3 separate regions of the Homo sapiens genome follow, and all the other regions are linked to region 3. Evidence: chromatin loops called from intact Hi-C (ENCODE). Cell type or tissue: heart left ventricle. All regions are shown on one strand.

The links. A loop is a pair of places that touch in the nucleus more often than their neighbours do. Peaks named below come from ENCODE experiments on the same cell type or tissue, not always from the same donor. Only the 100,000 strongest peaks of a DNase experiment are listed, where the experiment ranks them.
Region 1: a loop joins it to region 3, with 2.1 times the contacts of the local background. A loop is called at or near these places in 3 of 110 quality-filtered maps.
Region 2: it touches region 3 in a loop (1.9-fold over the local background); 5 of 110 quality-filtered maps call a loop at or near these places.

Annotation. Positions count from the first base shown.
Region 1 is chr9:89,798,923-89,806,922 of GRCh38, reverse strand. It overlaps LOC107987032 (a long non-coding RNA gene), which reads left to right and starts at 3,710. Exons shown (of 2, transcript XR_001746572.1): 1 at 3,710-3,898; 2 at 4,357-5,196. In heart left ventricle, no CTCF peak of the experiment used is centred here; a DNase peak (open chromatin) is centred at 4,032.
Region 2 is chr9:89,746,364-89,754,363 of GRCh38, reverse strand. No RefSeq gene overlaps it. Among named protein-coding and RNA genes, the nearest start is that of LINC03062, 110 kb to the right of the region's middle. RefSeq lists an enhancer at 5,114-5,625. In heart left ventricle, no CTCF peak of the experiment used is centred here; DNase peaks (open chromatin) are centred at 3,953 and 6,613; H3K27ac peaks cover 251 bases.
Region 3 is chr9:89,914,917-89,922,916 of GRCh38, reverse strand. No RefSeq gene overlaps it. Among named protein-coding and RNA genes, the nearest start is that of MIR4290, 100 kb to the left of the region's middle. RefSeq lists an enhancer at 1,572-1,741. In heart left ventricle, a CTCF peak has its summit at 3,367 (motif pointing right); a DNase peak (open chromatin) is centred at 3,393.

The DNA.
Region 1 (8,000 bases), 120 kb after region 3:
AGCAATGTGAGACACAGAGGGTGAGATTTAGGAGGGTTCCAAATATGGATGAAGTTTTCATGTCCTCAGGATATGTCACTGTCCTGGCACATGGATGTATGACCAACCAGGGAAGCTCAGCTGAACTTCAGGTGTCCAGAGTGCCTATTGGGGTCTCAGTATGTAGGCTTCATTGATTCAATGGCTATGGGATTGAACTCAATCTCCAGCCACATCCCCTCCCCGAGGCCAGACTTATAGGGGCTCAGAGCCCCAACTCTCTAGTCACATGTTGATCTTTCTGGTGTGACCAGCCCCCATCCCGAGTCTTCCTGTTAGCATGAATTCTGGTGTGGTCACAGGGGCCTACCATGAGTAACAAAGACATCCTATCACTCAGGAAATACCAAGGATTTAGAGGGTCCTTCCCAGGAACCGGAGACAAAGGCCAGCCAAATGCTCTATTGTACAATAAAGTCCAAGTCTCAACCTCAGAGTCTCTCACATGAAAGTCTTCTGCCACTCCCTCTGGTTCTTCACTCTTCTGAGACCAAGAAGAAGGAAGAGCACAGTTTGGGTTCCCAGGCTCCCCTGGAACCCACCCATCTTCAGACTCCCTAGCAATCCAGACACCTTCGTCTGCAGTGTCACCCCAGTCTCTGGGTTCCTTATTCTTTGCACGGTCATGACCTGAGCTCCCACGTCATTCCTCAGAGCCAGACTTGCCGCTTCCTAAACAACTATGCCGGACTCATGCACCTCAGTTTCCACAACTGGGTTCTGTTTCCAAAGCCTTTTGACAGGCCGCTCCCCTTCCACTCCTTCTCTGGTGCTGACTCCCAGAGCCCCTGCCTTAGTCATCTTGCAGTCCCATGGTCAGCCATGACCCCACTCGCTCATGCATTTGTCACTTTGCCTCCCTCAGTCTTTCTTCCTGGAAAGGCTTTCTCTGGTCATCTGAGTCCCACCCAGTCTCCCAAGGCTTTCTCAGCTGCTGTTTACCTCTTGGTGAATTTCGCAGCCTCCCTCACCCTACCACTGAAGCAGGTGTCCTCGCTCACTTGGCAGTCTGCTTTCAAGATCTGGACTTGACATCATACTATTGAGCTGCACACATTAGCTTCTGCCAGCATGGGGCCAGTCTTGGAAGAGCTGGGTGGTATTTTCACGCGTGCTGGCAGTCTCAGCTCTTAGGGAAGCAGCTCCCACACTGATGGTGCCCAGGAGTGATTCTCAGTGGATTTGCAGCTGGTTTTACATGGTAGACAATCTCCTTTTTTATTCTGATAAAACTCTTGGCTTTTCTTGAACTGTTAATATTTCTGCCTAAAAATAGATGCAAAATAACTAAATTTGCAATCATCTCCAAAAAATGAACTACAATAAAAACCTGACTTTTCCTCTAAGATTTAACATAAGGTTTGAGTTATGTGTCTTCTTCAAGTGTCCATTGATGGAGGTATTGATTAATCTATTCTCAATTGCCTGTGGTTCTGACATATGCCACAGTTAAACATCTCCAAATGACAAGGAAACAGAACTTCAGCATGCGAATGAAATAACCAAAAGATCTGACTAAATAGAACTGAAGACATGATTGTAAGCTCAGTCAGCATTTTCTTCTAATGGCACCAAGTAGCCCACAGTATTACCTGTGCATGCCTCATTATCTAGGCCAGGATAAAAGGACATTCACAATCTCTGGAGTGTCGAATTTCTCTTAATATTCACTTTGGTGGATGTTTCAGCTCCTTTTATTTTTTGATACTTACTTGTCTTCTAGAAACATCTTTTTAACTTATTTCATCCCAAGAATCTTTGACACGAAATAGGAAAAAAAAAATGTTCCAACACCTCTAGTGAGTCACCATCAACCAGAAATGAGATATTGCTTTATAAATTCTGCACCAGATCTTTGCATCAGAGCCAGCTTCGGCTACCAGGGCACCCACCATACTGCATCCATCTGGTGAGCTGGGTATCCGTGACACAGAGCAAGCCTGGGGAATGTTCACCTGCCCTGGCAGGCCAAACACAGGGGTACTGTATTCTGGGCTCACAGGAAACCACAGCGTCATCACAGCCACACTACTTTTTGGAAAAGGTGATACTCAAAATTATCTGCACTTCCCTCCTACGCTTCCTTCCAGAAAGCCCATTCCCCGAGAACAGTTGCAAACCACTGATGACTCTGATCAATGCATTGTCTTTTTAATTGAAAATTATGCAGAAACCCCTTGCATTTTAATGCCTTTTGTTGAAAGTAACTCAAAAATATGCCATTGAAAGAATATCCTGAGTGTAAACACATCTGTGAACCAGCAAAGACTTCCCAGGAGCTCCTGGAATCCTCATTGAAATAACAAGTCTCTATTTTGTGATCCTAACACCACCGGATGGGGTCAGGGTAGGTGTGCAAGACCTTGGATGTCCCTGGAAGTTCTTCTTCATGCTTAGTAAATTCCTTGGACCACCTTTCTCGTTGCCATTCACTTATTTCCAAATATTAGGGGAACACCTACAGGTCATCTCTATTCACAGGGAGTTCTAGGTGGCTGGTCTGTGCTGTCTGTGCTGCTGGGATCAGAGGTGTGCCTTGAAGCGTCCCTGAACCGTCAAGGTACCACATGCGCAGGAAGGAGGCTTGAGCTTTGCTTTTGGTTACAGGGCATATGCATAAGGGCTACTCAGAATTTAGGAGTTATATCTCTTCTCTTACTCCCAGCCTGTGATGCGTGAAATGTGACCTAGATTGTAATCCAGATTCTTCCAGGAACTCGTGGTGAGAAAGACCTCCAATGAGCTGCATATCTCTCTGTGTCTCAGTTTGCTTATCCATTAAATGGGTTTAAGAAGAATACCTACTGCACAGGGCAGTTGTGTGATTAAGAGGGATAATTATAAAACCGCTTGCCCCAGTGTAAAGATAAAGAAACAATAACTGTTGATAAAGACGATGTCTATTCTTTAATGCTTGTCTCCTAGTGAAAACAACTGGCTTCTCTTCCAATCATTTTGGCAGCTGACCCCAAATTCACCAAGGCAGACACTGAAATGAATGGAATAGAGAAATGAAAGCAATGGGTTCAGGGGTCAAAAGTGCTGCTGTACAAGGGGTGAGGACAGACAGCTCTCCAGCCACAGGGAGCCTTTGGAGCTACCATGGTCCCCAGGGAGCCAGGAGTGCGACTGAGCTCTCTTTCCTCGGTGCTATATCACCTGGACAGCACCTGATGTAGACTGAGGCTAGGGCCCCGTGGCCCCTTCTGAAAAGAAGATATAGCCATATTAGTTAGACCTGTTTATAATTTAAGAAAGCCCCTATAGCCACATGGCATTGCTCAACTATGGCCACAGTATGGGCAGAGCCCGCATCTATCCACCGCATCTAGGAAGTGCTTCTGCGTGGCCTTTCCTGTCCCCAGGCTCCTGTGCTCTTACTCCTAATTGCTTCATCCACTCAGCAACCCACAGAGAACCTGATGCTGGTCAGTTGGGGCTCCCCTTCCTGAACCATCATGTCAAACACGCAGCAGTCTTGTGACTGCCTTAGAGGGTACAACCTCCTGGACAGGTTGGTGACATTCTACAAGTTCACTGACTATCTTCATTTGGGCACAACCTTTTCTCTGATGCAAACTGGGCACGAACTTAAAAGAATATTGACTCAAAAGCCACCGGTATGCACTTTTCCCCAGGGACCTAATCCCCTTGGAGTGTCCCATGCTTCCCTCGTGCCCCAAAACATGATGCAACCCATGGGAAATCAAGTCACTTGCCAGTCACATGAAGGTCCCTTGCTATTCAGCCAGCACAAAGGTCTTTGTGCTGGTCAATCCAGCTGCAGGATTCTAGCTTTCCAAGAAGAAGCAAGTTGATGGGAGCAAGCACTGAAAGTGGAAACAGGCAGAAGCTTGTAGTGAGTATTTTCACACAGGGAAGATGGGGCTGGAGTGTTTTGGATGCCAAGGTAAGCAGACACACAAGCAGCCTGCTCATGCACGCACTCCTCACTTCATCAGCGCCCCAGGGAGAGGGAAAGGGGAGCTGGGCCCTGGGCCAGGGAACCAGAGCCGAGTTTCCGTCACTCACATGGAGCCAGCTCAACTCAAAGCTCCAGCTGCAGACAGCTTCCCAGGACAGCCCAACCTCAGGACAGCGGAGATGCTGGGTGGTAAGAAGCAGGCAGAAGGGAAGAGCAGAGTAACATTCATCAGCTTAAGGAGGACCCCCATCTTCCTGGATCATCTTTTCCAAAACTTAGAAAATGCAACACAAACCCTGGGGTTGCTAATATTTCAGGAGTCTGTATTTGATTTCCTCCACTTTTGTAAAGCAACATCAAAGTACTAAAATTGACCTTCCTATTCCTCCCAGAACAGGGTGTACTCCCCACCATTCAGAGGCAGAGCCAAACCGAGAATGAAAAACAGCATCCCATCGTCTGGTCCTGCCCAGCAACTTCATCCCAAGCTCAGTGAGATGCTGTCCCCAGAGCTGCAGCCGGGGAGACTCCTCCAGTTTCACAAGCACACCCTCTTGTAATTTCCACCTCTTTGGAGTAGCAACTTGGATAAATTGAAAATGGCACATGAAACATCTCTGTGCCTTTCAAAGGGAGGGAGCATCTCTAATGAGCTTTTGAAAGAAAGCACAGCATCGCCCAGTGGAAAGAAATGTGTAGTGACCACCCAGGCCTGCAGACGAGGCTCTACGATCAAGCGTGGATGCTAATTCCTGATTCCACCCAGTCTCACATTAATTCTCAGGAGTCAGAAGACCTACAAATGTACTCAGGGCATCCAGAGAGAGGCAGAATGCTGCTGGATTGGACACAAAGGACCTGGTCTCTAATTCTAGTGCCACTTATTTCCTTCTTCCCCCAGGTCCGCGACTCTGGCTTTGAGACAGCTGCTTTCCCAACTCTCATTCATGGGAAACCCACCCTAGCTGAGCTTCCCACCTCAGAGCAAACTGGAGAGAACCCATGCCAAGTGCTTCAGCAGTCGCGGGGATGAGAGTCCTACGCAAATATGAAATGTGGCATGCAGTCTCACAGAAGAACATGTTCTCACCAAGGATTGTTACAGAGAGCTGCCTTGTTCAAAGGTCCAAAACGGCTTTGGCAAAGGGTATCTTTCTTTCCATATTTGGCCAGAAATATGAGCTGACAGCAAATGCTATGATTTTGAAATACATGGCATATTATTTTTGCGAGATAGTCTATCTTTGGTGGTATATTCCACAGCTGATATCCAATACTGTTAAATGTTGAAGTCAGAAGACTTTAAACCAAAATAGGAGATAGCAATTAAGTAATGCTGTGCCCAATCTGTTGCCATTGGAGGCTGGTGCATTATCACTGGTTAAAGAGCAAGTGGGGAATTTGTAACAAATATTAGTCACGAGGCTAACCCATCAGGCTCACGTGGGAGAAGGAAAAAGGAAGAGGCTATAGGATCAGGATGTCTCTCTCCCCTGTCTGCAGATGTTATAAATGGATCTGGCCCTAAGAAACAACTTCTTGTTTTAAGATGTTCTAGGGCGGCCTTGGCAGGTGAGTGGAGATTTAAAGTCAAGAAACATAGAATTTTGTGCATTATTTGACAGATTTTTTGACCATGTCTGAATTCAAAATGGCCCCAGTTAGACTGGTGCTTTGGAAGTCCATTTTGTTTAAGATGAGGATATTGAAAGAAATTCACAGGCACAATTTTCTCAAGTCAAAAATATAACCTGATGAGTAGCAACTATATGGGAGGAAAATGGGGTAAACACAGAGTGGTCTTCATAGTGCTGAGATCTGACCTCACCCCCACCCTACACTCTGTGGGGCAGCTCTGGACTGCAATTCTGCCTGCTTGCCACTGAGGCATGACCAGCATCTGTAGAAGGCAAAAAGTGTCTGCAAAATGAAAGAGCCACTGTGACAAGGTGGCTCTGTCATTTTGCAGACACTTTTTGACACAGAAAAAGCTCTGGCTGCAGACTTAACATGAACAACCAGAGGCCAGCAGGGCCAGCACCACCTCCACTCCAGTCTGGTCTGAGTGGTCATGGGGGCTGAGGCTGTGATAGCTGACTCTTCATGAAAGCATCTGTCAAGGGGACAGTGTGGATTTTGCTAGATTGAGATCTGGTCAAGGGTCTCCATGCTGAAGGATGAATTATACTTTCTTTTTGTGTGGGTTTTTCTTTTTTTCTGGACAAACAGATATCACACAGAGTTTTGGAACAATCCTAACACACCTTTGGACTTTTGGATGAATAAAGTTCTCTACCTACAAGTCAGCATAGCACAATGAAAGCAGTAAGGAAGCCTTGAGTTTCCATCGTTGGATTCGGACTTCATGGTGAAATGCAAGTAGGTCACTTGCCTAAGTACAAATATGTGATCTCAATGTTGGCCAAAAAATGGGCAAAACTTCCTTAGGAAGCAAGGGTGAGAGGAATGGGGTCTGAGAGCTAATCCAGAAGCCCAGAATTCAGCCCAGGATTGCAGGGGCCCGCAGGCCTTTGAAAACGACTGGACTTCTCAAGGCTCCCAGGTCCTGGCCAGGTTGAAATCCCTGAGGACCATGGCCGCAGAAGAGTACAATGATGGGATGGCGTAGGGTAGGTCCCTGGCAGAAACCAGTTGATATTTGTTTCTTTATAATGTAGAATATCAAGATTGGGAGCAGAGATTCTCAAGCTTTGCTCACACCAGAATTCCCTGGGCAGCTCTGAAAGATCCCCAAGCCCAGGTGTCCCATCAGACCCACGGAGCCGGAATATGGAGGGGCCCAGGCATTAGACCTACCTTTCTCACCCACCATGAGATTTCACAGGGATAAAAACAACCTGTGCATGTATAAGCAGGTTAACTCTCATCAGGTTAAATCAAACCTAGAGGAAGCAAATGACAGACATTTCCTGACCTCCAACCCCCAGGCACTTTTCTTCAGATGATAATGAGTCATTGCCGAGCGAGTGGTACTTCATTCCCCACTCACCTTCCCACAGGGACACCGATGCAGTCAACCCTGTCCTCCTGTGCCATGTGGGTGTGAGGTGGGGAGGCAGAGATCACTTCTCCCCTGGCCTGCTTCTCATCTGTCCTTATGTCCTCAGACACATATGAAAGACCCTCCTGAGAACAATGCCAGGCTGCACACAGCAAATTCAGCAGCTGAAACAAGGCTCGACCATCAAGCTTAGGAAGCACTTAATCAAACGTCTACACCTCTGCTCCATGCTTTTCAGGGAGCCCACACGTACACTGCACAATAATGGGAGGATGAGGGGTAGGTAGCCGTTTGATCACTTCTGTGCCAGAAAGGAGGCACCATGCTTTCACACAGAAGATCCAGAGGAGGGGGGACCCTTGTCCTCCACCACTGCCAATCAAAGAAATGCGGAGGAGTGGAGATTGGTGAGCGCTGGGAGTGGGATTTGAAGCTGGACCTGCTGACGCCACCCCAGCATTCCCTCCACCGATTCTCAGAGCCACCCTGCGGCTAGTGCCCTAGGCCCTGACCTCTGAGAAGGTACTTCCAAAGGCCTGCTGATCTCATCTGAGTGAAAACATTTTTCAGGAGTTCACAAACTCCTTATCTGGCTGGGCTGCCTTTCCATAGGGCCAAGCATGAGAAAGGTCAACGCTTGTGGTGGGTTTTGCCGTGGGATTAATCCAAATAACAAAATAATTGCCCTGCAGTCACAAGACCTGGCCTCTAGTCAGGAGGCTGAGATTCGAATCCTGATTCAGGACACGCCAGCCTTTTAAATCTCAGACGACTAGAGACAGGGCCTGCATGTCCCAAAGACCTTGGGGTTGCTCAGAGGAGTTAGCACCCTAGAGGAAGATCCTTGTGAGATCCTCTGGCAGGCCTGATACCTGGAGCCTGCCTCCCTCACACCACACACCTGCACTTTCCTTCCCAGCATCTCTCCTGTCCCTCACACCCACTTTCCAGCCAAGCCCCCAGCACCCTACTGTGGCCTGGCCAGGGCTCCACCGAAACCGCCAGCTCAGGCAG
Region 2 (8,000 bases), 170 kb after region 3:
AGAGGAAATATACAGCAATTTATTATTTGCAAATGAGAACTTCCCCAGGATACTGAAGCCCAGGACAAGGGTGTGGTTTCAGATGCTCTGGGCATTTTGTCATCTGTGTGATTTTTCCCTTTCACTGGCAAAGGTGAGAATGTGTAAATCAATTATATAATGCAAAAAAGAGTTACCAAGCAAGTATTCACTGGGAGAACAAGACCCATTTAAAAAACAATGGGTTCGCATACTGGCATGATTTTCCAAAGTGGTATATTCAATTCTTTTAAAATAAATGTTTTTCCAGTTCTCCGTATGGAGGGCACCAGCTGCCCACGACCACAGTGACTTCCCAAGTATACTCTGGTGAAATGTCTGCTGGACTCTGCTGTCCCAGTTGACCCACACTGGAGCCTCAGCCCTGGCCAGCTGAACGAATGTGCTGGAAGGAGCCATCAGACTCACCCACAGAACAGCTTGAACCTAGAGACTACATGTAGCAGGGGTTATGGAAATCCCCAGCTTAAACAAAAGAAACTGAACACAGTGACCTACTCCAGGGCCCTGCAGAGGGACCACAGGCTGTGTCTGAAGAAGGATATGCCTGAAAGGACCCTGGATGCCCCCATTCTGCTCAAGAAGACAACATGGCCCAGAGCATGGATGCCTGGCTTCTGAAGCCAGACACTCTGGGTCCAGGTTTCAGTTCCCTGCCCTTACCAGCTCTGTGAGCATACCTCAGTTAACTCATCTGTGTCGTGGGGATAGTAACTGCATTCCCCTGTGTGGTAGTAGAGACCCAGTGGACCCTACACATAAGGTGTCCTGCACGCAGCCTACCCTAGACAGCCCCCAACGCATGCTGGTACCACTGTCGATGTTCCCACAGATGAGAAGCCATAGAGTCACAAAGCCAACAGGAATCCTACCCAAGTCTCTGGGGATATCCAAGCCTACAATTGTTCCAGCTTCATAATTGCCCGGACTGTTCCCATCCACTTTCTCTACTGCCTGTGAAGGAAGTCCCAGGGCAGCTATAAATTTTGGCAGAAAAAAAAAAAACACATCACTAATTATAATCCTAATGGCTTCTCTAAATAAATGAGGGGCTCAACAATCCAGGGGTTGCAACGCAGGTGTCCAAAAGAATGCAACCTTTGATTATCGCAGACGTGATGCTGTGCTGTAGGAGCCAGACTCAAACAAACGCACCCTGCATGTTGCAATGATATACCTTCTAAGATAGATGAAAGTCAGCTATGGTTTCAGAGATAAGGATGGTGACCAGGCTTGGAGGGTGGTTGGCACTCAGAGGGAGCCTCTGGGGGCTGATATTGTCCTTTCTCAGGCTGACAACACATTTGGGTTCACCTTGGGAAAATTCATCATGTTGTTCAATCCTGGTGTGTGCCCTTTTCTATATGGAAGAGATATTTCAATAAAAAGAGTTCCCCTAAAATGCAATGATTCCCGCGTTGTCACCTGGAGAAATATCCAGGAATGATCAGAGAGTAGAAACAGTATTACAAACAACAAGAAAAACATAATTATGCAAAAATTCTGTGGGCCAGTGCTGGAACAGCTATGAGTATCATTTCAAATATCATTTCAAACATCAAGACTGGTCGCAGTGGCTCACGCCTGTAATCCCAGCACTTTGGGAGGCCGCGGCGGGCAGATCATCAGAGGTCAGGAGTTCGAGACCAGCCTGGCCAACATGGTGAAACCCCGTCTCTACTAAAAAATACAAAAATTAGCCAGGCATGGTGGCAGGCACCTTAATCCCAGCTACCTGGGAGGCCAAAAAAAAGTTTTCTTTTATAATAAAAAAAAATTAATTAAAAAAATTTAAAAAAACAAAAACATCAAAGAGCAGTGGGAAATGGTTCTCTGTCACTTTTATTAGGCAGCTTACACACTTCCAAGCTGGCTCCCAATGCCCCTGCCCTGGTCCCAGGCCCCTTCTCTGGGTCACCAGCCCACATATTCCTTCCCCACCCTCACCCCTCTACCCAAAAAGGGGGACACGTGGCCCAGCCCCCTCAGCGCCTAGACTGCCTCCATGCCCATGTGACTGGTGCCCCGCCTTGATGGTGGCAATATTTTTAAAAGAATTTAAAAGATTAAAATCTAGGTTTTGAAAACAAACAAACAATTCACATGAAGCTATTAACTGCGGTTGCCACCAGGGTCAGCCTGGTGGAGATAAGAAGGAATGTTGACTTCTTCAATTAAAAAAAAAAGGAGCGGAGGCGGGTGGATCACCTGACGTTGGGAGTTCACAACTAGCCTGACCAACATAGAGAAACCCTATCTCTACTAAAAATACAAAATTAGCCAGGCATGGTGGTCTACGCCTGTAATCCCAGCTACTCAGGAGGCTGAGGCAGGAGAATCGCTTGAACCCGGGAGGTGGAGGTTGTGGTGAGCCGAGATCATGCCATTGCACTCCAGCCTGGGCAACAGGAGTAAAAACCCCTATCCAAAAAAAAAAAAGAAAGAAAGAGTTGTTTTTTTTAACTTTTATGTTATTTAACTTTTATGTTATTTTTTTTAATTACAGAAGAAATAACTCATTACTTTAAATCGTATATACAGTGTGGATACATTTAAAAACTCAGTGGTAACAGACTAATCAGAGCAACTCTGGAGAAATAGCTGGTTGTCCCGGCTTTTCAGTCAAGGACAAATCTTCTCCCATGGATCCTGGTGGGGCCACTCAGGGCAGAGCTCCAGGCACTGTACAATTTCATAATTGAGTTCATCTTACATTAGTGCAATTCTCTTTGTCTCAAAATGTTATGCGGGTGTTTCGGCATATTTGTTTATGTTTACATGGTCTTTCTCCAACTTGTTTGTAAGTTCCTGAGGCCAGATCCCAGGAGATGCTCTTTCCTAAGGGGTCTCTGCTCTCTTGGATTCTCCCAGCTTGTGACTGCATTTCAGAAGGATCTTTAGTAAGAGTATTGTAAGATTGAAACCCTAGACAAAGCTCTGTCTCTCTATAAAAACTCACAGGAACACTGGGCAGGCTGCTGTTTTTCAGAGACGGCCACAGCTGTGTGTGTATGTCTGGGTATATGTGCATATCTTATACCACATGCTCCCCTCACAATGTGATCAACACTCCTCCCCCTAGGGGGTTTTTGTCCTCACCCTTAAATCTGGGTAGTATATATGCATGAAGAGAGCCTGGCAGCGAGGATGCTGTGGGGTGGCCAAGGTGAGGTCATAAATAGCATGTAGCTTCCTTTGGGCTCTTTGAGGACTCATCCTGGGAACCCAGCCACCATGCTGTGAGAAAGTCCAACTAGCCATCCGGAGAGGAACTGAGGACCCAGTTGACAACCCACAAACCTGTCAAGATGTAAGAATGAATTATCACCAGTCAGATGTCCCAGCTTGGGCCTCAGACATGGTAGAGCAGAGAGGAGCCGTCCCCACCATGCAGTCTCCAAATTCCTGACCCACAGGACCCACTAGTAGTTTCTCACACTAAGTTTCCAGGTAGCTCACCACCAACACAGTTACCGACAGCTCTTGTCACAGAAGGGAGGCAGCAGAGAGACGGCATCCTTGGAAAGATCTGTTTTTGACATTGACAGGCCTGGAACTTCCTCCCCGCACCCCAGCAATTCCTACTGGTGAGCAACATTGTGAAATTCAGGCAAATTTCAGCCAGTAGCTTTGATAATCTCTGGTTTACCCCACTAGTTCCTAAGAGCTGTGCTGAAGTGTGATGGAAATTTGTTGCATCCTCAGTCCTCACAACCACCCCAAGAGCTGAGTACAACTCTCTCTGAAGAGGAGAACAGAGTCCTAGAGAGTCCAGGTGGCTGGTCCGCAATTACCAGCTCCCCTGGCAGAGGCCAGCTTCTGGGACTGCGGCATCAGCATAATCCCTCCTCCCAGAGCCTAGCTGGCTTCTTTAATGACTCTCTGCTGCCAGCTCCCACACACAATCCTATTGTGGCCCAGGGGCCAGGCAGCCCGGCCAGCTGAGAGCGGCAGCTGTTTCCCAGCTGCGGGCAGTAATGAAGTGTTGTACAACCTACATCTCCCCACTCCATAAAGCACATCTGGGGCCCACGCTTCTTTCAGGGACCCCCCCCCCCTCGCTTGACACAGCTGCCTGGGAATTGAGGTCCAGCCACCCTGCCTAAGCAGATGGCCACAAGACGGGTGACGGGAAGGCTCTTTCCCAGAGCTGGTCTGGGTAGGCTCAGTCTTGTGGCTCAGTATCCCATGGGACTCTGGTGCTCAGATGGGGCCATGAGCTGTGCAGGTCACTCTGTACCACACAGCTTTGTCCAGGCCAGGCTCATCTAAGCCCATGTCCTCCTTGTCCTCAGCACACTGGGTTTAGCAGTCCCCTGGGCCAGGGGCAGGATCATGGGGAGGATGCAGGCTTTGAAGCCTGATCACCTGGTTTGGAGTCCTGGATGCCATCCTCACTGTGTGACCTCAGGTTGTGCAACCTCACCGAGCTTCATTTTCCTCTAAAGTGTAGCCAATCTGTTCACCTGTAAGATGGAGCTTCTGGAGCCTGCCCATGGGGCCACCAGAAGATTCAAGGGGACATTTATGTGGATTGCCCAGCACCCTTTCCAGTCTCAGGATGAGCACATGTGTGCCTGTCTGTGGTTGTGTGTGTGTGTGTGTGTGCGTGCATGCCTGTGGTTTTGTGTGTGTGCATGCCTGTGGTTTTGTGTGTGTGCATGCCTGTGGTTTTGTGTGTGTGTGTGCATGCCTGTGGTTTTGTGTGTGTGTGTGCATGCATGTGGTTTTGTGTGTGTGTGTGCATGCCTATGGTTTTGTGTGTGTGTTTGTGTATTTGTGTATGTGTGTCTGTGTTTATGTGTGTGCGTGTGCATGACTGTGGTTTGTGTGTGTGACATGTGTGTGTCAAATGGACCTGGTTTGTGTGTGTGTGCATGCCTGTGGTTTTGTGTGTATGTGTTTGTGTGTTTGTGTGTGTGCGTGACTGTGGTTTTGTGTGTGTGTGTGCATGCCTGTGGTTGTGTGCATGTGTTTGTGTGTGTGTGCACGTGCACACACTGGGAGAGATGTGCTGCTATGGCTCGGTGCCAGTCATGAGTGTGGGCCTCTGCAAGGCAGGGGTCCCCAGGTCCTGCTGCCCCATGCTGGGCCCCAGGTCACCCATTGCTCCTTCCTACCCAGCCTCAGGAAAACCATCAGCCACATAGTTGGGCAGGGACTTTTAATGACTCCCTGTTTGAAGGAGCTTTCCAGAGTCCCTCCTGACCTCCCCAGTGGCTAGGGGCCAAGTGACCAGAGCTCCCAGTGACAAGGCGTAGGCCTAGCCCATGTGGCCATAAGCCTCTGACTCTCTAGGGACCAAGGGGCTCTCCAGGGGATAGTGTCAACGCCAGACTTGACTGTGAAGGTTTTCTTGGAGGCTGGGGCAGAGGAACAACCCTGGCATCTGAAGTTTGAGACGTGCCTCTCTGAGTTTCCTGCAGCTGAAATTGCCATCTGTTCTCTGCTCAAGCCAATGGGGGAGGCCTGGGGAGATGGCACCATACATCCCAGAACTGTAGGTCATTTCCTTTCTAGAGGGCACCTCTCAGCCGTAGCACAGGTTTGCAGAGTGAGCAGTAAGGAATGGCTCTCTGTCACTTTAATTAGGCAGTCTTTGAGACTTTTTATTTCCTTCCTGTAGTTTCCTTTTCCTTCTTGCAGCTTTTTAAATGCCCACTTTTCTTTTAAAACAGGATCTCTGAGCCCTGGAAACTGTAGAGATGGTTCTGAGTGTCAACAACACCTGGGAGGTGGCACAACATCATTTGCACATGTGTAAATGTGCATGTGTGCAGTTTGTGTGTGCATGTGCATGTGTCCACGTGTGTACATGTGTGTGCATATGTGTGCGTGTGTGCACACATGTGCATAAACACATGTGTGTGCCTGTGTGTGGTTTTCTTGTATGTGTACACACAAGCATATGTATATGTCCTGTGTTAATGGCATGCATTTGTACATTTGTGCATGTGTGCACATGTGCCCAGTGGTTGCACATGTATGAACATGTGTAATTGTTCATTCATGCATGTATGCGTGTGTATGTGTTTACAGTTGGGCATGTGTTTATGTTTGCACACCCACGTGCATCTCCTGGGAACAGAGCCCACAGCTTTCGTCACTTTCTCAAAGGAGTCATGACCTTAGAGAAGGTTCTGCCCACTCTTCAAGAGTTGTTTACCTCAGTTGATTATCTGTCTGTTCATCTTTTTACTTTTCCATGGGAAACAGGCAGCCCTGTGCCTTCAACAAAAATGACGCCATTCAACTCCCTTCTTCCCCTCCAGACCCTTCCAAGACCCTTCTGGCCTTTGTCCTGGTTTAGCAGAGTCCCGGATTCCAAGGTGGCCAGCAGAAGCAGGTCAGCTGCTTCCGCCACCAACGCCTATCCGGAAAGCAACAAGCAGTGCCCTGAAGGCTGCCCCAGAAACCAGCTGGGGGCCCCCGCATCCCTGCTGTCTTCAGGACGATTCCACACAATGCTTCGGAGGCAGCCATCCTTCTGTCCCATGTTGCCATGGCTGCTGAGGAGGCCATGCCGGCACGTCTCCAGCCCTGGCCCCTGGGGTCTCAGCTCTGCACAGAACACTCTCCACAGACGTGTGGAGAAAGGCTCCACAGAAGCCAGCAGCAAATGGCCGGGACAGCAAAGACACACCCAGTGTTTCTGGCCATGGTAGCAAACTGCGTTCTCAAACTATCTGTAGCGAAGGACTGGGAACTTTTTGTCGGTCTAGCCAATTCATTGCCAATGGACACTTTTGCGAGATATATTTGCTGAAATGAATTGCTAGAAAAATGACCATGAGCTTGGATGTTGCTTCTATAACCTAGTGCTGTAAAAGTGTCTGCTCACTCTCAATTTCTGTGCTTACCTCTCCATGGCCCAGTAACAGTGGGCAGCCCTGCACCCACCCACACGCCAGGCTTTGTGGAGTCCTGGTGTGAAACTCATGTGCCTCCCCAATCCTGGGACTGGTGGAGTTGGGGTATTCATACTCCACTCTGAGAAGGATCAGTTGAAGAATTCCTGAGTTAACTCCTGGCACTTCTGCCTGTTGTGGGCTCAAACTAAGCAAGTGTGATGGTGAATTTTGTCAACTCGCCTGGCTAAGGAATGTCCATATAGCTGGTAAAACAGTATTTCTAGGTGTGTCTGTTTGAAAATTTCCAGAAGAGATTAGCATGTGAATCAGTAGACTGACTAAAGAAGTGGACCAATGCAGGTGGGCACCATCTAGTCCATGGAGGGCCAAGACAGAACAAAAAGCAGAGTACACTTAATGTGCTCTCTCTGCTTAAGCTGGGATATGCATCTTCTCCTGCCCTTGGACGCCGGCACTGCCGGTTCTCAGGCTTGCAAACTTAGACTGGAATTACATCATCAGCTGGCCTGGGTCTCTGGCTTGCAGATGGCAGATTGTGAGACTTCTCAGCCTCTATAATCACATAAGCCAATTCCCATGAGAAATCTCTGTATGTACGCACACACGGACATCAGATGGCCAAGGCCCACAGCGGGGGAGCAGGGCCCTGCCCAGTATCTGAGCCAGCAATGAGCCCTCCTAGGACAGGCTTCGGGGAGGGATTGCTCTGGTGTTTTGGTGGAGAAACGGTTTGTTGGTGGGAATTCCAGGAGTCAGCACATGCAGAGACCTGGAGGTACAAAAGGTCAAATCGTGTTAGGAAAGGCCAGGGCCCCAACACTGGTGCATCTCATGTGCGGTGCAGAGAAGGATTCTGGAGGTCCAGCGGGCAGCACAGCAGCCACTTGGGCTTGGAGTGAGTGGACAGTCTGTTCTCCGCTCCCTCCAGCAGCAGGAGAGGCGCGTGCGGTCAGCCCCTGCCTGTCAGCTCTCTGCTGAAAACTGGGAAAGCAGGTGATACCAAATCCACAATCCTGCCCTCTGAAGGGTCCCAGCCTCCCTCAGTTCTTGGATGAGGGGCCTGAGGCTGGCTGGCAAAACCCTGCCTTG
Region 3 (8,000 bases):
TATGTGGGGGATGTATAACGTGTGTGTGTGGTGCATATGCATATGCGTGTGTATAGGTGTGCATAGTATTGTGTGGTACGTGTATGATGTGTGTAGTGCGGTGTGTGTGCATGTATGTGCGTGGTGCGTGTAGCGCAGTATGTGTGCATGTGTGTGTATGTGTGTGTATAGGTGTGTGTAACATTGTGTAGTGTGTGTATGATGTGTGTAGTGTGGTGTGTGTGCATATCCGTGCATATATGTGTGTGGTGTTGTGTGGTGTGTGTGTGCATATGTGTGTGTGGTATGTGGTATGTGTGCATATCCATGGGTAGTGTGAGTGTGTGGTGTGTGTGATACAGTGTGTGTACATATGCACGCAGAAGTCTTTGACTTGGAACCAGTCAAAGAAGAGTTAATAAGAGAAATTCAAAGAGCTATGGCCTCCCCCAGCCCCCTGAGACCTCTAATAAAAGGCCATGCTGGCCTTGCAGGTGAGCAAACAGACACCACCAAGCTCCAGTGAGGCAGGCATTTTGGTGCCCCACTTCCAGCTGGACCTGATGTCACTCAGCCAGGGGTGAGGCACTTAGGCATGGCCCGAAGCAAGGGCAGGAGAGGATAAACAGGCCGGCCATCTGTACCATTCGAAGGAGCACTCACCACACAGCCTATTTGGAGGGGAAAGGGCTGAGGACATCCAGATACAATCGCTTTTCTCAGGCATGCTGATAAACTGTGTCCTGCTCATTAATTGCAAACTGACTTCGTGGAATGCGATGGATAGCTGAGCACTTGGGTTAATCAAAAGATAATACAGCGACTGAATGTGTTGGCCACTTTTAAAAGTTTAGAAAAGTAAAATGATGTTTATACTGAACAATATCTTGATGATAACTCAATCATTTTGTCATTTAGAAGTGTGCTCACACCTTGTAGTGGCAGAAGTACGTTATTTTGAATGTCATGCACAAAGACTAGCAAAAACTTCAGGGTAGGTGGGAGGGCACAATACTTTAACTATGAAGTACCCAGAAGAGCAATGCTTTAGCAAAACAAGTTAAAAGAGTACAGTTCATTACTTGCAAATAAAATATTGCTTTGATATTACCTCCTTCAAAGCAGAAAGCCCAATTCTCAAGAAGAACAAGTATTTTTCCGTTTTAAAAGCAGAATTCAAAAAATAGAAAGGTGTTGTGTTTCCATATTTGAAAGTTCTTGCACCCATTTCAGAAATAAGTGTATCTTGCTCTTCCTACTCTAACTGAAACAGCTTTTTAAAGAAAAATAGTAGAAGGAGACAAACACAGTCAAATCTCTGAATGACTCCCTTCATTTTAATGAGGACACATGAAGATGGCTCCCCAGGGGCCCCCTCCTTGCCTGCCCCATGTTCCTATGATAACCTGGGCTTTGTGTGATTGAAACCTTGGACCCTTGAGACGTTAGTTTTGATGGTGGTATTTCTGTTGCCATTAGCAAGGGAATTTAGAAATCCATGAACACGATGCAAGAAAGAGAGCGCCAGCATACGCGGAGCTCCGCTGCTGCCTCTGAGAGAGGCTGGTGTTTCAGGAGGAACTCAGACTCATACCCCTTTACCCCCATCTTCCAACACGAGGATCCCTTTGCACACTCACCCTGCTGTCTAAAGGTAGCGCCCTCAAATACTGTACATGCACACCGGTTGAGAAGGCCAAGTACCCCTTTTGTTTCTGTCTTGCTTTGCAAGGATTGAAAATTCTCCCTCCCTGAGCAATACAGCAGTCATCTTCAAAAGTAGGACAGATCTCAGTTGGGAAGCTCTGTTTCTGGGACACTGCCCTGAGGGTGTTTGTGAATGTGGTCGCCCTGTGAGGAGAACTGCAGCCGCCAGCAGGGACAGCTTCAGCGGATGCAGCCTGGACTCACAAGACGGGTGCCTTTTCCTTTTTATACCACTTGCCTGGCATCAATTCACAAAAGATGTTTCATGAACGAATGTTAGAACAGTGGGAGTTCAAAATAAGAGGCTGTATACCATCTTCGCCCCAGTGACACTTTCAACATTCCAGGAACGAGGCTGTATTTGTCTTCTTGGGCTTCCAGAACAAAACAGCATAGACTGCATGGCTTAAATGACAGACATTATTTTCTCACAGTTCTGGAGGCTGGAGGTCCCAGATCAGGGTGCTAGCATGGTGGGGTTCTGGTGAGGGCTCTCTTTCTGGCTTACAGATGGCTGTCTTCTTGCTTATCCTCAAGTGGTGAAGTGGGGAAGTGGGGTAAAAGGGAGGGGATAGAGAAAGAGAGGGAGAGAAAGCTCTCAGCTCGCTTATAAGGACACTAACCCCATGACAACAGCCCACTCTTACAATCTCATTTAGCCTTAATTACCTCCTAAAACCCTATGTCAAGATACAGCCATGTTGGGAGTTAGGACTTCAACATATGAATTTGGGAGTGACACAATTCAGTCCATAGCAAAAGTCTTATGACGTCTGCTCCATTTGACACTATTCAACTCACACACTTTCCCTCCTCATGCCCCAACTTAGGCTTCTCAGACAACACTCCCTGGGGCTCCTTCCTGCCTTTCCAGCCTCTCCTCCATTTCCATCCTGGCCACCGCCACCCTCCACCTGGCCTCCCAGCTGCCTTCTCTTCTCCTGCTGCCCTCCACCCCAGACGAGCTCGTTCTAACACATGGCTTTCTTGATGTTGTCTCTGGTATCAAGGAACAACATGAAGAGCTGTAGAGTCAGACCAACCTAAGCATGAATCCCAGCTCTGCCACTTCCTAGCTATGTGATCTCGGCCACATTAGCATCCCCACATCCCAGTTTCTGTGCCAGTACGGTGGGTAGAGTTCACTCCCCATTCACCCAATCCGGCATTTATTCCCTGCTGTCCACCCAAACTCCACCTTGCCACAGTCCTTGGCCTCTTGTCTCTTCCCATTTTATTTTTCAAATGTTTATTTTGTCATCATTTCCTTGCTTTTCTAATCTTTATTACATGCATATACATCCCTCAAAATATATACTGTTTAGGTTTGCATGCTTTCAACTTGAAAAAAGAATGGTGTTGTAAAGTACACATTGTTCCATGATACTGTTGATTGGCCCGTTTGTGTCTGTTTTTAAGTCTTATTCCCATGTATAAATATGTTGTTATCACTGTTTATAGGTATAACAAGCCTTTTAACACAAAATGGAAGTCAATTTTACAAAGATCTTGGTGCTTTTTCTCTACATGCCCATGGTAAGTCTGGCTGCCTAGGAAAACCACGGCTGCCCTAATGACAACACCTTCCTTGATGAGCAGCCCTGGCCTTTTCTTCAGCATTGCCTGGGGAACGCAGTGCTGGGGACTTGGCCTCCACAGCAGCATGCCATGGAGTAGGAGGAACCAAAAGGTGGCGGTTGTGAGTCAGGGTTATGGGAGGCTATATTAAGGGACCTTGAGAGGCCAACGTAAGGACATCCCAGCTCTGTCTCTACAGGTCTGGGGTGGAGGGACGGGGTGCCCAAGCAGACACAGGAAGAGAGGAGGGGATGTGAAGTAGGAAGAGGACTGCACAGGTGGAGACAGAGTGCATCAGAGCCTGTGACCTGCGAGCCGAGGGCACCAACCCAGCTGTCTGGATTTGGGACTGAGTTGAGGAGGCAGCACTAGGAGAAGCACGGCGCCATCCTATGGAGGCTTTGGGAACATCCTCTGCACTCTGCTGCGTAGGGCATAGGCTGGGCGGGAGGCTGGGGTGAAAGAAGGAAAGCCATCCCGGGCATGAGGAAGCACTCCTGCCCCGGGCAGATACCTGCTGCTCACTATTGAGTTCTCCCATGTGCCAGCCACATGCCTGCACCAACTGTCTTTTCTATTCCTCTCAGAAAGTCTCCACATTAACTACAGAATTACTTTTCTTCCCACGTTAAGGAGGGAGAAACTGAGGCTGAAAGTTTTTCCATCTGTTACTCACCGTCCCATAACTGTCCAAGGGTAGAACTAGGAACTGATTCTGTAGCTTGGGTTCCAAACCTGTCATGAAGATGCCCTGCTGGTTATGGAAAGAGGGATTGATATGTGAGATGTCAAGGGGTGATACAGACCAGGCTTGATAACCGATGGAAAAGAAAGACGGGGGAGGTGGGGCTGACCCTCATGCCTGGGTGAACCATCCTGTTATTTCTCAGGAGAGGAAAAAGGCTGTAAAAAAGGAAGGTGGGGCATTTGAGGGACTGAAGGACTTCTCTGTTAAAATGTCTCTAAAGGGGCTGGGCGCAGTGGCTCATGCCTGTAATCCCAGCACCTTGGGAGGCCAAGGCAGGCTGATCACCTGAGATCAGCAGTTCGAGACCAGCCTGGCCAACATGGTGAAACCCCGTCTCTACTAAAAATACAAAAATTAGCCAGGCATAGTGGCGGGCGCCTGTAATCCTAGCTACTCAGGAGGCTGAGATAGGAGAATTGCTTGAACCCAGGAGGCGGATGTTGTAGTGAGCAAAGATCGCGCCATTACACTCCAGCCTGGGCAACAAGAGTGAAACTCCATCTCAAGAGAAAAAAAAATGTCTTTAAAGGAACACAAAAGGGATTCTAGAGTTCTAGGGAGAGTCGGAGGTGAGCTATGAAAGACTTTGATGACTTCTCCCCCACCACTCATGTGGTACTCACTGTTGCCAGGGAGGGCACTGGATGCCCAGACGTGACCTTGCTGGACCCCACACTCCTATGAGATAGGTTTTGTCCCCCATTCATTCCCTCCACAGTGTGTGCTGGCCACTGCCCTGGCCAGGTGCTGCTCTGGGATGGGGCCATGGCAGCCGGTGAGGCAGGCCCAGCGTGTTCACCTTGTGAGGGTGAGCAGAGAGCACAGAACTTTCTGCAGAATCATCAGGACGGGCCCCTCTGAAGCAATGACTGAGTGAAGGGAAGAAGCCCGCCATGGAGGACACTGTGGTGTGGGCAATGTCCCTGAGGCAGGCGCCATTTTGCCGAGCCCGGGAACAGAAGGAAGCCTGTGAACGTGGAGGGAGCAGGTAAGCCCAGGTAGGGAATAGGATATGTGGAGAGGCAACTGGGCTGGCTGGTGGGGTCTTTGTAGTTTGAATTTATTCCAGTGTGTTGGAAAGCCATGAGAAAGTTTATGCAACAGAGACGTGATTGTAGAGATACAGTAAGAGACCAGTTAGCAGACCAGTGGGTAGTCCAGGCAAAAAATGATAATTGCTGAAACTAGAATGGCAGCATTGAAAATGAGGAATGTGGATGGATTTGGGAGGTATTTCAGAAGTAGGTTGGGATGGGAGTGTGATGTTAGAATAACAAGGTGGAAGAGCCCAGAGGAGGTTCCTTGGCTTGGGTCATGGCATATATTTATGGTATTAGTCTCATCTTATACCTCAGCAGTGATATTTCTATAAGATTTGTAACCATAACATAGCTACATTTGCATGTTACGCTTACACATTCATAGCATGTAAGAATATTTGTATAGTACTTGGAACAAATCGAATACTTCACAATTGCATTTTTAAGGAATTTAAGGTATGACAGGAAAAAACTACAAACTGTTTATGGTGGTTACCTAACTTGAAAACTAGTTGGGGCAAAAATTGAGTGAATAAGGGAAAAAAAAAGACATAATGAATGCTAAGTCCAATAAATCATGGCTAGTGTCAGTGATCCTGCTGAAGTTGATTGACAGCACGCTGTCTGAGGACCCTAGAGAGAGGCTCTGAGTCAACAGCCAGAATGGAGCTGTGCCCTGCTCTGACCAAGCCAATCCTCTACCTGGCCATTGTAGGAGAATTTCTAAAGGCTAGCTTGTTACTGTAGATCATATCACAGCAGGTTAAGGGGATATTTTAATTTTAAAAATCTTAACTACTGATCAAGTTTTTCCAACCACAGATGGTGGAGAATAGTGAAGGTTTTCTACAGCTGTGCATGTTATCTCACAAGAAAAACACTGATAAATCCCTGCCCTTTCTGACAAATCCCCTTTGTTTTTAGGGTCAGGGCCAGGAGTGAAGGGGTGGTGCAATGGTGGATAATTCTGGCATGACGGGAGAGCTGATGTGGAAGGGACCTCGAGTCATCCAATCCAATCCTGTCATTTTACATGAAATGAAAAGGGGCTCAGACACCACTGAAAACCTTTTATTTAGTAGAGGATATTTGTGGCAGAATGCAAAAGGAATCCAGACTTGAATTCATGTTATCAACAAGTCCACACTACTACCAAATAAAAGAGAAATGGGAAAGAATTAATTCACAGATTATGTGAGACCTCACCTGGATTAATCATTCTGGTATTTTCTCCTTATTTAGAAAAAAAAAAGATTGCTTTCCCAAAAAAGTCCATGAATTTTCCAAGCAGCCTTAGTACAGGAACCTGCTCCATGAATTTTTTTATTTATGCAAACCCTAGAAGAATTCAAGAGTGGAAAAGAGCAGCCACACCCAGGAACTTGGTCCTGCAGAAAGAAAATTCAAAAGAAATGAGGTCACTCCTGATTGCGGGGGAGGGGGCTACAGTGAGAACAATCATCCAGGGCCCTGCCCTTCAGAGTCCTGCTGTCCTTGTGCAGATGCACGTAGATGTCACAGAGACACAGGGGGAGCTAGGAGTGACAATCTACATTTTTAAAATACACCGTAATGGCGTGTGATGTTGTGATCTATGTGAGAAACATATATTTCGTCTCTGCCCTGGTTTCTGGCACACGCTCCTAAAACCTTTGGCATCTCCAGAGTGATAAGAATGTCTTTTGTGTGTTAATGAGAGCACTGGTAGCTGGGGGACCCTAGATAGCTTCAGGATGAGGCTGCTCTTGAGAAAGGAGAAAGGCCAAGCCATCATTAGAGAATTGGGACCTTCAGTCTCACCCAACCTCTGAGTGAAGGTTGAGTTTATCACCCATGACCAGTGGTTTAATCCAAGCTTGTCCACCCCATGGGCCAAATGTGGCCCAGGATAGCTTTGAATGCAGCCCAACACAAATTCGTAAACTTTTTTATGAGTTTTTGTTTGTTTGTTTGTTTGGTTTTTAGTTCATCAGCTATCATTAGTGTTAGTGTATTTTATGTGTGGCCTAAGACAATTCTTCTTCCAATGTGGCCCAGGGAAGCCAAAAGTTTGGACACCCTTAAGGAATCATGCCTATGTAATGAAGCCTCAAAGGACAGGGCTCAGAGAGCTTGTGGCTAGCAGAACACACACAGGTTCCTGGGGGTGGCACCTGGAAAGGGCATGGAAGCTCCACACTCTCCCCCATGCCTCAGCCCATGCATCTCTTCATCTGTATCCTTTTTACTATCTCTATAATAAATGGGTAAATGTCGGTAAAACATTTCCCTGAGTTCCATGAGCTGCTCTAGCAAATTAATGGAGGCCAAGGAGGTCGCAATTGTGGGAACCCCAATTTATAGTCAGTCATTCAGTATAGGCTGGGATCTGAAGCGGGGGGAGTCTTGTGGGACTGAGCCATCATTATCTCCAGGCAGGTCATGTCAGAACTGAATTATAGAACACCCAGCTGGTGCCCACTAGAAAACTGGTTGGTGTGTGGGAAACCCCCCACCCAACATCTGAGGTCAGAAGTGAGTGGTGAGTGGTGTGGGACAGCAGAGAGAAAAAGCAGTCAGAGGGGACCTTCCTAAACATGACTGGAAACCCATAAACCATGTAGGAAATAATCGACAATATTTTACATTTAAAATTTTAATATTTTAAATAATTTAAAATACTTTCAAAAAGTTTCAAATTTAATAATTATTAACATCAAAACATAATGAAATTTATATTAAAAAGCTAGACTGGGCCAAGCATGGTGGCTCATGCCTGTAATCCCAGCACTCTGGGAGGCCAAAGTGGGCAGATCACGAGGTCAGGAGTTCGAGACCAGTCTGGCCAACATGGTGAAGCCCCGTCTCTACTAAAAATACAAAAATTAGCCAGGCAGGTGGCGTGCACCTGTAATCCCAGTTACTCAGGAGGCTGAGGCAGGAGAATCACTTGAACCCGGGAGGTGGAG